Regions from separate parts of the Homo sapiens genome. Here region 2 is linked to region 1. Evidence: chromatin contacts called from ENCODE Hi-C or POLR2A ChIA-PET data. All regions are on one chromosome and are shown on one strand. The core of a region is the stretch at or near the end of the contact, and the rest is flanking DNA. Distances in the headings are between cores, read along the strand shown. Region 1 holds the start of APBA1 (amyloid beta precursor protein binding family A member 1). Region 2 has its middle 13 kb from the start of CFAP95-DT.

Region 1 (6,782 bases), core at 165-2,664:
TGTGTGATGCTGACCAAGTGGGCACCAAACATTTCTCCGTGTGATATTTTTCTTCTTTTTAAAAGACCGCCCCCCGCCCCACCGCATCTCTCTATACGTATACACCTCCAGAGTTCATTCTAAAAGAACCAACACAAAGACCATCCATCCTCTAGCCATAAGGTTTTCAGTGCTTAAATGTGGAAGGAGAAGGTCTAGCTAGCATTGAAAGTTGTGGGGACAGGAAGAGGAATCTGATCATTCAACATCCTTCTCCTTCTGGTCAGACAAGAGAAAAACAATAGAAACTGCACAGTCAGGGAGTACAAGACCCTTATGGAACAGGTGCTAAGGAGAGAAGTAGTATCACAGGATGGAAGGCCCCTTCAAAACCAGGTACATTAGCAAGCCCAGAATGTGTAACGGTTATCCTATTTCCCTGCCATGTGCCTCAAAGCAACATGCTCACTTCCACATCCCCATGTCATGAGGCCAGAGGAAGGGGAAGCGAGAATCCCTACACTGGGCCATCCACACGCAGGAGCAGAACAGACACTGTGCTCAGAGTTGCAGGGTCAAAATAACAAACACTGTCCCACAGTCTTAGCCGGTGACATCAAGTAAGGGCAGCGGCAGATCTCTGGATTTGGGGCGCAGTTTGGGGAACGTGGATGCAACCACACGCGTACACACACATATACAGGATTTTACAAACCGGCCCCTATCCCACTGCCTCCCTCCACACTTCACACACCAAGTGCATCCTGCCCACCTCACCGTTTCCATCATCACATTCTTTCTCCAGGAGAGTCAGCCGAGAGATGAGGGGGTCCTAGCGGGGATTCCTGGAAATGTCACCCCCCAACACCTCCGTCCGCCACCCCATCCCCTCTGCTGTACCTTTTACACACACACTCTCACACACTCACTCCTGCCATGACTGTCATCAGGCCCGCCTGCTGCGCCCGAAGCCCGGCATCTCAGCGGGCACCGGACCCCAGGCGTCTCGCTCGCAACGCCGCCTTCCCCCGCCTCGCTAGCTGATGGTTCCAGGCACTGCCTCCTGGATGTCGCCTGCTGCCTCCGCTCCTCCGCACTATTGTTCCAGGCAGCCCCTCTCGCGTCCGGGGGCGCCCTTTGGCGAGGACCCGGGCTCCGTCGGGGGCCGCATCAGCGCCGGGCACCCCTTCTCACCCACCCCTCCCTGGCTGTGGTACCTTGCCTGACAGCTGGGTCCGCGGGCCCGCGGGAGCAGGCGGCGCTAGTGACAGCGCTGGTGCCAAGCCTGGGAATAAAGCTCCGCTCCAGCCGCTGCTGCCTCCAGCGCCACCATCTTCTCCCGCCGCAGCTGCCGCCGCCGCCGCCGCCGCCGGGACCGCAGCCGCCCTCGCCCAGCTCCGGCTCCGCAGCCGCTGCTCGGACCCCTCCGGTCTCGCGGCCCCACCCCCTTTCCCCACCCTCCCTCCCGCCCTCCAGCTAGCTCGCTGGCCCCTCGTGACGCGCGCTGGGGCCGGGCGGGCCTGCGAGGGAGGGCGCGGGGGAGCGCGCGCGCGCACGCCGCCTGCTAGTAGCGCCCCTGCCTCCCTCGCCCACTCGCGTGCGCGCGCGGCCCGCGAGCCCGCGGCGGCGGCGGCGGCACCGCTGATGTCCTCCGTGGGCCGCCGGCTGCAGCGCCCCTGCCCCGGCGCCGGTGGGCGTGCGGCACACCCGCGCCTCTCGCCTTCCCTCGCGTCCGGGTTCCGAAGGGCCCGCCCTGCCTTTCGGAATGGGTTCCACAGCCCCATCCTCTGGCTCCCGGCCGGACGCAAGGAGGGGAAAATGCAGCTGCATCCCCGAGGGGACTGACGGGGGCCTCCACCCTCCTCGGTGGCAACCCAGGTGGTCCCCAGTTTCCTAGCCAGCAGCTGTGGCCAACCTCTGCGCGAAGCAACGGGCCACGCTGCAGGACCACGAAGCCAGGCAGCCGCGTCGACTCCTGCAGGGTGTTCTCTCCGGAGTGACTCCCGAGCTTTCCCGCTTCCCAGGCCCCTTAGATATCGCCTGCGCTTCAAATTCGGAGATTGACGGCGTCTCCGGAATGCGTCGCAGTCCTGCGAGTTCTCCGCCAGGGGGAGAGCCGCGCGGGCTTGGGCCTGAGCGAAGACAGCCGGGCTGCAGCCCTCCAGGGGAACTGCCGAGTCCCGCCGGGGACAGCGGAGAGCCTGCGGATTGTGAAGCCGAGGAAGGCTCGGCTTGGTTTTCCTACCCGCTCCTCAGTTCTGGTTGATCGGAACTTAAGTGTCTTTGAGCCTAGCACAGGCCATCCGCCCTAGATATGGCTCCTAACTCGAGAGGCCACCCTTTGCGGCAGGGACCAGGTGGCAAGTGCTGTGCATTAATGAAAAGCTGTGGGCTAGACAGGCCCCGGGAGGCCTGGGCTCTGGCGCCAGCCCCACCTGTAATTGGCAATGCAATAGCTAAATCATTCCCCCTCTTAGAAACACAGATTTTTCCATAATAATGTTATAATGCACAAAGCCTTGTAGTTTGCAAAGCCCTCTCCGCACATGTATTCTCCAGTAAAATGAAGATAAGCGCTGGTTATCCAGATCCCTTGGGAAATGGATCTTTTACCACACCGTGTTTCCATATTATTTTAAGCACGTCTCTAGAGAAGTCTGGGGGTGTAGCCTAAAGCATTCTGAAAGTCTTGTTTTAGCTTTAAAATTCATATGAATTTTGCATTGTACTTTGTAATTTTTTTTTGCTTTAATAAAACAATAGCTACCTTCTCAAAAAGATTTTAGTAAAATTTAAAATTATATACTAGGAAGATGTCTGCTTGTCCTGTGACATTACTCATATTTTTTCCGGTGAATACTTATTTGGCATATGTACGAGCCAGACATGGTCCTTTTCCACCAGAGCTCACAGTACGCTGAAGGAAATAGGTATTCAACTATCAGACTGGCCAGGCGCGGTGGCTCACGCCTGTAATCCCAGCACTTTGGGAGGCTGAGTCCAGCAGATCACTTTAGGCCAAAAGTTTGAGATCAGCCTGGTCAACATGGCGAAACCCTGTCTCTACTAAAAACACAAAAATTAGCCGGGCGTGTTGGTGCACGCCTGTAATCCTAGCTACTCGGGAAGCTGAGGCACGAGAATGCTTGAACCGGGAGGCGGAGGTTGCAGTGAGCCGAGATCGCGCTACTGCACTCCAGCCTTGGTGTCTCAAAAAACAAACAAACAAATAAAACAATCAGACTAAGTGCAACTGTGATAAATTCTCAACTGCAAAGGCGCTAAGGTGCACGGGAAAACCTAATGTGGACTCTGGGACTAGGTAAGGCTTTCTAAGGAAATGACATTTCAGATCCCCCAGGAGAGGCAGCATTGAGACACTTCCAGGTAAAGGGAAGGAAATGTGAAAAGGCCCAAGCAGGTGGGGCCGAAGTGAGATGAGACTGGAGAGGCAGGCAGACTTTGTGGACCGTTTTTAAATAATGATTTTGTCTTATGAGCCTGGAAAGTCAATGAAGGGTTGCCAAGAGTTGGGAGCAGGCAAGCAGGATCACATTTCCGTTCCTGAAAGATGGCTGAGGTGGTTTGTGAGGAACTGATTCGTGGAGGGTCAGGATCCAGGGCGGAGAGAGTCTGAGCTTATCCTACTTAGTGAGTGTTTAGGGTTTTCTGTTTTTGCACTAACTGCTCTTTTGATTGTTTTTAGTTCTTGCCTCTGCTCTCCTGTGTACGCATCTAGGAGGCTTTCAGAGTGCTTCTCTGTAATAGTTTCTGTTTTGTTACTTTTAATCCACTGCAGTTTTAGGAAGGAAATGAACCCTGTTAGAATTTCAGGTTAAATAAGAGAATATAGGTTCTGAGTGAGAGGCTCTTTTCTGTGCATACACTTATTGCCATTTGGTTTGCTATCTCAGAGATCTTTCTGCTTATTTTCTACTTTTTGTGTTGCCTTTCCAGTTAGACTAGGTTCTTAGATGCATGAATAAGGGTTACATTATTGCTTTAATAATATCCTGGAATCTTACCTCGCAGGATTTTTGTGTAAAGAAAGTTATGTGAAATTTCTCTGCAAAGTATTCAGTGCCATATAAAGAAAGGTAATAATTGTTAGTTATAATGGTAGCTTAGAGACCTCCAAAACTAATTACTTACCAAATGTTCATATGTGGAAATTTCCCTCCCTCCCCCACCCCCATGAAAAACACATATTCCTATTTCTTCTGGATAGCATGAATCATTGTCTTAAGTGCTCTTGTTACTCTGTGCCTTCGCTGGCAGGAAACTCAAAGCCAAATTTTCAGATCATTGTAGGAAATGAGTGGATCCATATGGCATGTAGATCCATGTCTTAATCCCTCCTTTGGTCTTGTTCTATTCTATTTATAGATTTCCTGTGCCTGCTTTATTGATGTTTTTCTTTTTAGTAGATCTCTTATAAGGCACTCCAATCCACCACTCCAATCCACCTTCTCCTGTTAACAGGGTCGAAACTGCTATTCAAGTGTTTCAGGAAGCAGTATATAAAATACTGGCAGCCAGGCATGGTGGCTCATGCCTGTAATCCCAGCACTTTGGGAGGCCAACGTGGGAGGATTGCTGGGGAGTTCAAGACCAGCTTGGGCAACATAGTAAGACCCCCGTCTCTCAAAAAAAAAAAAAAATTAGTGGGCATGGTGGCGAATTCCTGCAGTCCTAGCTACTTGGGAGGCTGAGATGGGAGGATTGCTTTAATCCAGGAGGTTGAGGCTGCAGTAAGCTATAATTGTGCCATAGCATTTCTGCCTGGGTGATAGAGCAAGACCATGTCACTAAAAATAAAACACTGGCAACCTGCCAACCATTGAAGCAGGTAACAATAGTATAGACACTGTGCCAAGTGACTTGGGTTTAAAGTAAAGCCTTAACCACCACTGCATGTGCACCTAAAGTCTCCGTGCATGCCAGTATAAAACCTCATATTATTGGCAAACTTAAGTATGTCTCCCAATGGCTCATAGATAATCTCCTTTAGTTTAATCTCTGAGGTCCCAAACTCCATCAGCCTACACTATACCAATACAGACGGTTCCTGTCTTATGATGGTTCGACTTAGAAGTTTTTGACCTTACTTTTGGGCTTATCAGGGTATTAATTTTTTTTTTTGTCAGTGCCTCACTCTGTTGCCCAGGCTGGAGTACAGTGGTGCAGTCTTGGGTCACTGCAACCTCTGCCTCCCGGGTTCAAGCGATTCTCCTGCCTCAGCCTCCCTAGTAGCTGGGACTATAGGCGCCCACCACCATGCCCGGCTAATTTTTGTATTTTTAGTAGAGACAGGGTTTCACCATTTTGGCCAGGCTGGTCTCAAACTCCTGACTTCAAGTGATCCACCCGCCCTGGCCTCCCAAAGTGCTGGGATTACAGGCGTGAGCCACTGTGCTTGGCCTTAAATGCATTTTTGACTTATGTAACCCCACCATAAGTCAAGGAGTATCTGTATATGTTACCGTCACAAGCACTGTTGGTCACTTGGTAAAAGGACAGAGATTCAAAAACTTTTATTCATTTAGGGTTATTTTTATCAACAAAGACTTGAAGATTCCATGATTCACTACATCCATTCAAACTCTGCAAGAGTGTGACCATATCTTCCAGCTTTTGATATGGTTCTGGATAGCTTAAATTAGACATCCTTCTTCTGACATAAGTTGATACTTTTCCTTGATTTCAAGTTCTTTAGTGATTACCCTCTTTCTGTATCAGTCCTTGAGTTTATGAGCTGAGGTTGTATGTAAGACAAGCATAGAACAACCTTCGGTAATCTGGTTTCTCTTGAGGATTTCAGTTCTGCTAATATTTAATAATCCAGCATAATTCCTAACATATTGTATAGCCTTTTTGGTCACAGGATTTAAAGTGTATGAAAGAAATACACAATTATGACATGTATGTATCATAAACTTCAATAAATTTGCTTGTATATACAGATGCTTATTTCACCAGCTTTTTCTCTGGGCATGAAATCTGTCCAGAGAAATAATGCCCTTCTTTTCTTTTTTATTCTGCAAACAAGGTCAGGCTCCTTCTCTTTTTCTCCCACTGTGCCCTTTAATGAGTCCAACCAGAATTTTGTACTATGTGTTTATCTGATACATTGGAAGACATTCTGGTGCCCCATATGGTAATTCTACCTCTGAAAATGAAGTTTTTGAGTAAATAATGTCATGGGAACATATTGACTTTTAAAAATGGTTGTAATCCCATTCTCTGAACCATACTCCATGGCCAGGGGCTTGGGTTACACTGACTAACTTAAACCAATCAGCTCCCAGTCCTGGAGCTGGGTCAATCCTCCCCAAACCACATGGCTGATTGAGGATAGAGCAAGATCTGGTGACTACAAAAAGGGTGAAATGGAAAGAGGGAAACAAAAACACCACCTTCCCTGTTCACCTCAGGCATATAATAGTGAAAAACTATAAACTTCAATGTAAATGTACCACAATAAGGAAATTGGTATATAGATCAGTATGACTGTACAGTGGAATACTATGCAGCCTTTAAAGATAACCATATGCACAGATTTTTTTTTTTTTTTTTTGAGACAGTGTCTTACTCTGTCACCCAGGCTGGAATGCAGTGGCCCTATCTTGGTTCACTGCAACCTCCGCCTCCCAGGTTCAAGCAATTCTCCTACCTCAGCCTCCTGAGTAGCTGGGATTACAGGCACGTGCCACCATGCCCAGCTCTTTTTTGTATTTTTAGTAGAGACGGGGTTTCACCATTTTGGTCAGGCTGGTCTCGAACTCCTGACCTCGTGATCTGCC
Region 2 (6,483 bases), core at 267-2,766, 130 kb after region 1:
ATGCAGAGAGAGAGAAGTACACATTCATAGTTAGCAAATAGTTGTTTTAGCTAATGTTCCCTCTGAAAATATTTGTTTGTTTATTTAGGTCTCATATTTTTGAAAATGAACATTTTGATTGTGTCAAATTCCCACTTAAGAGTCAAATGTGACTGTGGTCCTTGTGCAGTGCGAATGAAGGAGAACAACATCCAGAAGGCAATGTCTTGGGGCTAAGCTAAGCCTATGATGTCGCTTGCCCTCCTTAGTGCAAGAGAACCTAGAAATAAGCGGTCTTAAGAAGGCTCCCCTTAGGGCACAGCTGTTTGCTTCAGTCTTTTCTTCCATTAATTCCTCTGCCTGTAGAAGACGAAAGCTTGCATTTCAAATTAGATGTGAACAATATGCCGTGTTGCAGAGGCCTGTGAGATGCATCACCTTGCTCTGTGCCTTCCTGCCTCCTTGCCTTTTCTAATGCTGCTCTCTCTGCCTAGAATGCCCTTTCTCCCCTAAATGATACCTGGCCCCAGGTTAACAAATACTACCATAAGCAGTCATCTATTTATAAATTTTACCCATGGACAGAAGAAAAAGTCTCTATATTCATCCCCAAAATATATAATCCCTACCTATCCGAACTGAAAAGTGGAAAGTGCATGACCATAGTATTGACCAATGCCAGTTGTAAGCTCAGAATGGTGGAAACACTGGACACATACTCCTTGGGTAGATCAAACAGGGTTTATTTATCTAAAGGATATAAAAGGAAATCAACACAGTTGTGATGTACATTATAAAGATCAACAACATCATTCAGGACAGATAGAGGTTTATTCTTCTAAAATCTTCACTACAGGGTGCATAGTTACAGATGATAACATCTGAGTAAAGGCCATAATCGGTCCTTCTGGGGACTAAATGGTCTTTCTCTTTACATCTATACTTACACCCAATCCTGGATTAGTTCTCTAAGTAGGCTAGTCTGAGTATGTTCTAGGGACCACCTCATTGGAGCCAGGAGCACCCATTAAACTTAGCTTTATACCATGGAAGTAATTGAAGACCAACCAAATGAGAACAAGCAAAAGCTGTTTAGAACAAGCTTGCTGTAGCAAAGGAGTCAGCCACTGTCAGTTGCATTTTGGCAGAGAACTCAAAGGCAGGCACAGGACTGCAAAAAAGGGAAGACTTCAAGCATGCTTGGATTGGAGGGTTTTGGCATGGGGAAGCTGTAGACATGCTGGGGACAAAAATTACGAAACTGTCAGCCAATTATCAAGTTGATGATGGCAAACCCCAAAATTGGAGCTCAGCCCAGGGGGGTTCTTGGTTTCACTCAGGAAGGAATTGAAAAGTAAGCTGACAGTGAAAGAAAGCAAATGTACTAGAGCCACAGTGAACAGAAAATGACTGCTCCATAGACAGAGCAGGGCTACCCTATAGGCAGAGTGGCCCAGAGTAGCACTTGTGGATTGGTGGCTATTTATACCCGCTCTTAATTATGTGCTAAAAAGGGATAGGTTATTCACAAACTGTCTGGAAAAGAGGTGAGGAGTTCCCAGAACCACATAAGGTAACTTCTGGGTCATTGCCACAGCCTCATTTATAAACTGTCACGGTGCTAGTGGGAGTGTCTTATGCAAACACATTATAACTCTGGGTATGGGAAAGCTGTAGGCATACTGGGGACAAAAATTAGGGAAACTCAGTTAATCAAGTTGATGCAGGTGAACCCCAAAATTGGGGCTTAGCCCAGGAGGATTCTTGGTTTCACTGAGGAAAGAATTCAAGAGTGAGCTGATAGTGAAAGAAGGCAAATTTATTAAAGCAACAGTGTACTCTAGCTAGTTTTGGCCAGTTTCTTTGCTGCGTCCTGTTTTAATCACCAGGGTGGCGACCAGTGCTTGGAAAACAAGTTGATCTGCTGATCTCCCACCTCATTTCCCCCTCACAGATTATATACTCCTCCTTAATCTTTACGGGTTATTGAAGGGTGGAGTCCATCTCCTCAAACTGCTTCCTGCTGATTTTACGAGTGTAGGCCCGGCCTAGCATTGGAGAAGTAAAAAAATCTCTAGAGGCTGAGTGTGGTGGCTCATGCCTGTAATCCCAGCAGTTTGGGAGGCCAAGGCGGGCAGATCACTTAATGCCAGGAGTTTGAGACCAGCCTGGCCAACATGGTGAAACCCTGTCTCTACTACAAGTATAATAATTAGCTGGGCATGGTGGCATGTGCCTGTAATCCCAGCTACTCAGGAGGCTGAGGCAGGAGAATCTTTTGAACCCAGGAAGCAGAGGTTGCAGTGAGCCAACATCACACCATTGCACTCCAGCCTGGGCGACAGAGTGAGATTCTGTCTCAAAAAAAACCCGAAAAATCTCTAGATGCCTGAATTAAGGGACCCAAAGGCAGGATTTCTTATTTTTTCAGTTAGAAGATGGGATGGGTTGGAAGTCCTGTGCCAATATCACACTCACATGGAATTGTTGTAATCTAGAAAGCACAAACTTTACAGAGGTTAAATAAGCCAGGGCCAAAGATTAGTAATAAGATAGCTAGTAAAGGGCCTAGGAAAGGTTAAACAAATCCACATTACACTTGGTAGGTATCCTTTGACAGAGTCCCAGATGTTTTGAGTGGTGGGGTTACTAAAGTTATTAAAATTATGTAACTAGGTAGTCTGTTGGTAAATCTTTTGAATTTGCAATTCAACTAACCCTGAATTGTTAACATAAGAACAGGTGTGGTTTATTACTGCACATACTCCTCCTTGCCATGCTACTTATCTATGTGTTTGTGAAACAACAAACAACAACTTTTTTTTTTTTTGACGGAGTCTTGCACTGTCTCCCAGGCTGGAGTGCAGTGGCGTGATCTCGGCTCACTGCAAGCTCTGCCTCCCAGGTTCACACCATTCTCCTGCCTCAGCCTCCTGAGTAGCTGGGACTACAGGCGCCCATCACCACGTCCGGCTAATTTTTTGTATTTTTAGTAGAGACGGGGTCTCACTGTGTTAGCCAGGATGGTCTCGATCTCCTGACCTGGTGATCTGCCCACCTCGGCCTCCCAAAGTGCTGCGATTACAGGTATGAGCCACCGTGCCCGGCCTGCGAAACAACAGCTTTAGGTCTTCTAGGGGTTCATAAGTATAGGTCATGGTGTCCTCCTCCTGTGTCTCCAGAGACTCATAAGAAACAGGTTTAATCCTGGGCAGGTGTATCCAGCTAGTGACTACCTTAAGTTTCACAACAGTGGGGTACTCAACAACATCTGATAGGGGCCCTTCCATTTCAGTTGTAATTGATCCTCAGAGGATCCTTCTTTCCAAGTTTTTAGTAAGACTAAGTCTTCTGGTTGAACAGGGATGCTATTCTTTTCCTTTGTGGAGAATAACAATACTTTATTTCCATAATCTTGAAGGGCCTTTTGAACCTGACCTGAGTTGATAATATGGGTGAGTATTCTATGTGTCTCCTCATAAAACAGGAGGTCTGAAGTTAAAAAGGGCCTCCCATACATCGTTTCAAATGAGCTAAGTTTTAATGTTCCCTTTGGAGCCATGCTTATGTGCAAGAGAACTATAGGTAGGAGAGAAACACAGGCCTCCAAGGTCTCCTGACGGAGCTTCGTTAATATCCTTTTTGAAACAGGGTTGGCTTTTTCTACTTTATATGAGGATTGAGGCCTCCATGAGGAGTGAAGATGATAGGTAATGCCTGAGGCTGAGGAAGCCTAAGGCTGGGTCACCCTAGCTGTGAATGAAGGTTTGTTATTACTTTGCAAACTTTTTGGTAATCCAAACCTTGGAATGATTGAAGTAAGAAATTGCACACTTCCAGTGCTTTTTCTGTCCTTGTAGGGAAAGTTTCTATCTACCTGGTGAATATGTCTACAAGTGCTAGCAAATGGCATCTGGGTGAAATCTATTTGCAAGTCTTCCCTAGGTTATATTTCTTGGTGTTAACGTAGGTTTGAGCAGGGGTTGGGGCATGGGGTGGCTTTCTGGGCTATTATGAGCACAGAGTTCACAGGCCCTGGAGATCCTTTTGCAGCCTGGAATAGTCCCTTCCCCAGGAATATTTGGGAAACCAATTTGAATAGAGAATCCCATCCCAAATGTGAGGAGTTGTGGAAAAGCTTAATTATTTTTCATTGCTCAGCCTGCCACATCAAGGGTTACCGGGGGCTCCTCTGTGGAGATGGTAAGGTATCCTGTGGGAGCTGAAGAGAACCTTGGGCCCTGTCAGCCTCTGTTGTCTTGGCCGTTATGGGTTTGGGTGGCCCAGGCTCTCTTGGGAGCCTGGGGTAGTCTCTTTTCCAGTGCTACTCTTGATTACAGAAGGTGTGCTGATTCTGGCCCAAGGGCCAGCAAGTTGAGGGCTCTCATCTGGGCATCCCAGATGCTGATCTCATTACACTTAGTCGGAATGGGTAACCTTCAGGTGGCAAGGGGCTTGAGGCAGCCACGGACAATTGTGCTTTTTGGTTATTTCTTTTGTTTTTCTCCGCCTCTTCTACCCTGTCTCTATTGTAAACTCCAAAGGCCATCTTTACGTGTTGGCTCATAGGGGTTTGAGGTCCCATTTTTGCCTTTTGCAGCTTCCTCCTAATGTCACGAGCAAGCTGAGTAATAAGATTTATACCCAGGAGATGGCGCCCTTCCGGGGAGTCTGGGTCTGCATTTGTATATTTCCTGAGGGCCTCAACCAAACAGCCCTAAAACAGAGCAGGATTTTTGTCCTTCCCCTGAGTTACTTCTCTAACCTTTTCATGATTGAGTGGCTTAACCACATACTTTTTCATACCTTCAATTAAACGAGCTACCATGTGATTTAGCATTTGAGGTCTTGGGAAGCCCTCTGGTAATACCACAGAAGGTCCAGATCTGGAACTGGATCTCCCCTCACACGATAAATGGCATGGCCTTAGTTATGAGCAGCCACTCCATCTGCATATTCACAGGCAGTTCCCAGAACCCTTTTTCTCCTCTAAAGTAGAGTACAGGTGGACAATAATATTTGTAACTCATGTCAAGTTAAGTCAAAGGACATGGTCAACTTAACAAACTATTCTACAAACTTCCCTGAGTCCTCTGAAAACTCACCAAATTTCTCTTTGCGTAAAGTCAAATCAGACTTAGAAAAAGGCACATATACTGGTTGTCCCCACATCTCCATCAGCTACCTCTCAAAATGGACACAGGCTCAGTTTTAGGGGCTGATATGGGGACCTACTCTTGGTGGTATTGGTTGGACTTACTTCCTTGGGCAGCAGTGGTTACAGGCTGGGTTTAGTTGGATAAGGGAGAAGGGTGTTTGGTAACCTTGGATGGGAGCCACTTCAGAATTGGGGAACTGAGGAGGCTCGGCACTGGGGAGGAGGCACGGGCCTTCTGAGAGGAGTCACTGGGAGGGCATTATCTGGGATATCTGGTGTGGCTTCTTTGTGCCTGGAAGTGAGATGAGCCACACGAATCCTACAGTTGTCCCTTAAGTCCGGATCCTGGTAAGGGGCCATAAAAGCCGGTACATACACGCCTGTAATCCCAGCACTTCGGGAGGCCGAGGCGGGCGGATCACGAGGTCAGGAGATTGAGACTATCCTGGCTAACAGGGTGAAACCCCGTCTCTACTGAAAATACAAAAAATTAGCCGGGCGTGGTAGCGGGCGCCTGTAGTCCCAGCTACTCGTGAGGCTGAGGCAGGAGAATGGCGTGAACACGGGAGGTGGAGCTTGCAGTGAGCCGAGATCGCGCCACTGCACTCCAGCCTGGGCGACAGAGCGAGACTCCGTCTCAAAAAAAAAAAAAAAGAAAGCCGGTACATAAAGAACCTCTCCCTACTTTCCTTCCTTTTTTACAGAATAAGTCCAGTTATAAATAATATCATTTTAGGCCAGATTTCTTGGTCTCCCAATTTGTATTGAACCCAAATGGTGTTGCAATAGAAAAAGAGTTTCTTTCACTTTGTGCTGTCTGATTGGAATTTGTTCCAATTGCCTAAAAGGCATCCTAGCAGCGAGTCCCTTGGGATGCTTGGTTGTCGTCCCCATGTTTAGCAAGGATCTGTACTAGATGCAGAAACTTTTCTAAGTCTAGCGAGAGCCCACTTATTTTCCCTTTCAGATTCCCACCTCCCTTTTCCTCAAGAAAGGTCAGTAGGGGAATTTTCACCAATTCTTGCAAAGGGGGCATAAATACAGTTAGCAGGGCATGACAAAAGTGAATTTTGAGATATGACTGGGCAGTGGAGTGGTGACTGCTTCTACCAGTAAGTGGACTATGACAAAAGAGGTGTTTTAACAAGGAAAATATAGAAGGAGAGGGTAATGGGATTCTCATAGTCTGAATTCTACAAAAAGCAAAGAAAGTGTTTACTGAAATGAGCAGTATGACAAAGGCAAACAACGTTAAAAGGGTGCCTACTGCCAAAAAACCTGGAGCATTGGCCAACGAGGGTCCCTTTCCCAAATGCCAAAAACCCTGGGGCATGTGAGGGTTGGCC

Evidence for each region. Hi-C counts contacts between places; a loop is a spot of excess contacts on that map. ChIA-PET counts read pairs that join two places held with the same protein, here RNA polymerase II (POLR2A). Pooled maps may share reads with other maps.
Region 2: a loop to region 1 is called in a map of A673, with 3 times the contacts of the local background. The contact joins the enhancer-like site here to the promoter of APBA1 in region 1. A Hi-C loop is called at or near these places in 3 of 168 maps with a recorded cell type or tissue (A673, Calu3 and naive thymus-derived CD4-positive, alpha-beta T cell), 1 of 37 single-sample maps with no recorded cell type and 9 of 50 pooled maps. POLR2A ChIA-PET finds 5 or more read pairs at or near these places in 2 of 52 experiments (A673 and endothelial cell of umbilical vein).

The regions. Positions count from the first base shown.
Region 1 is chr9:69,670,957-69,677,738 of GRCh38, forward strand. It overlaps APBA1 (amyloid beta precursor protein binding family A member 1), which reads right to left and starts at 1,415. Exons shown (of 13, transcript NM_001163.4): 1 at 1,197-1,415. RefSeq lists silencers at 1,183-1,262, 1,443-1,492.
Region 2 is chr9:69,804,860-69,811,342 of GRCh38, forward strand. No RefSeq gene overlaps it. Among named protein-coding and RNA genes, the nearest start is that of CFAP95-DT, 13 kb to the right of the region's middle. Within about 2 kb of position 1,517, at least 3 of the 41 ENCODE cell types and tissues checked have a DNase peak (open chromatin) inside an H3K27ac peak, as active enhancers do.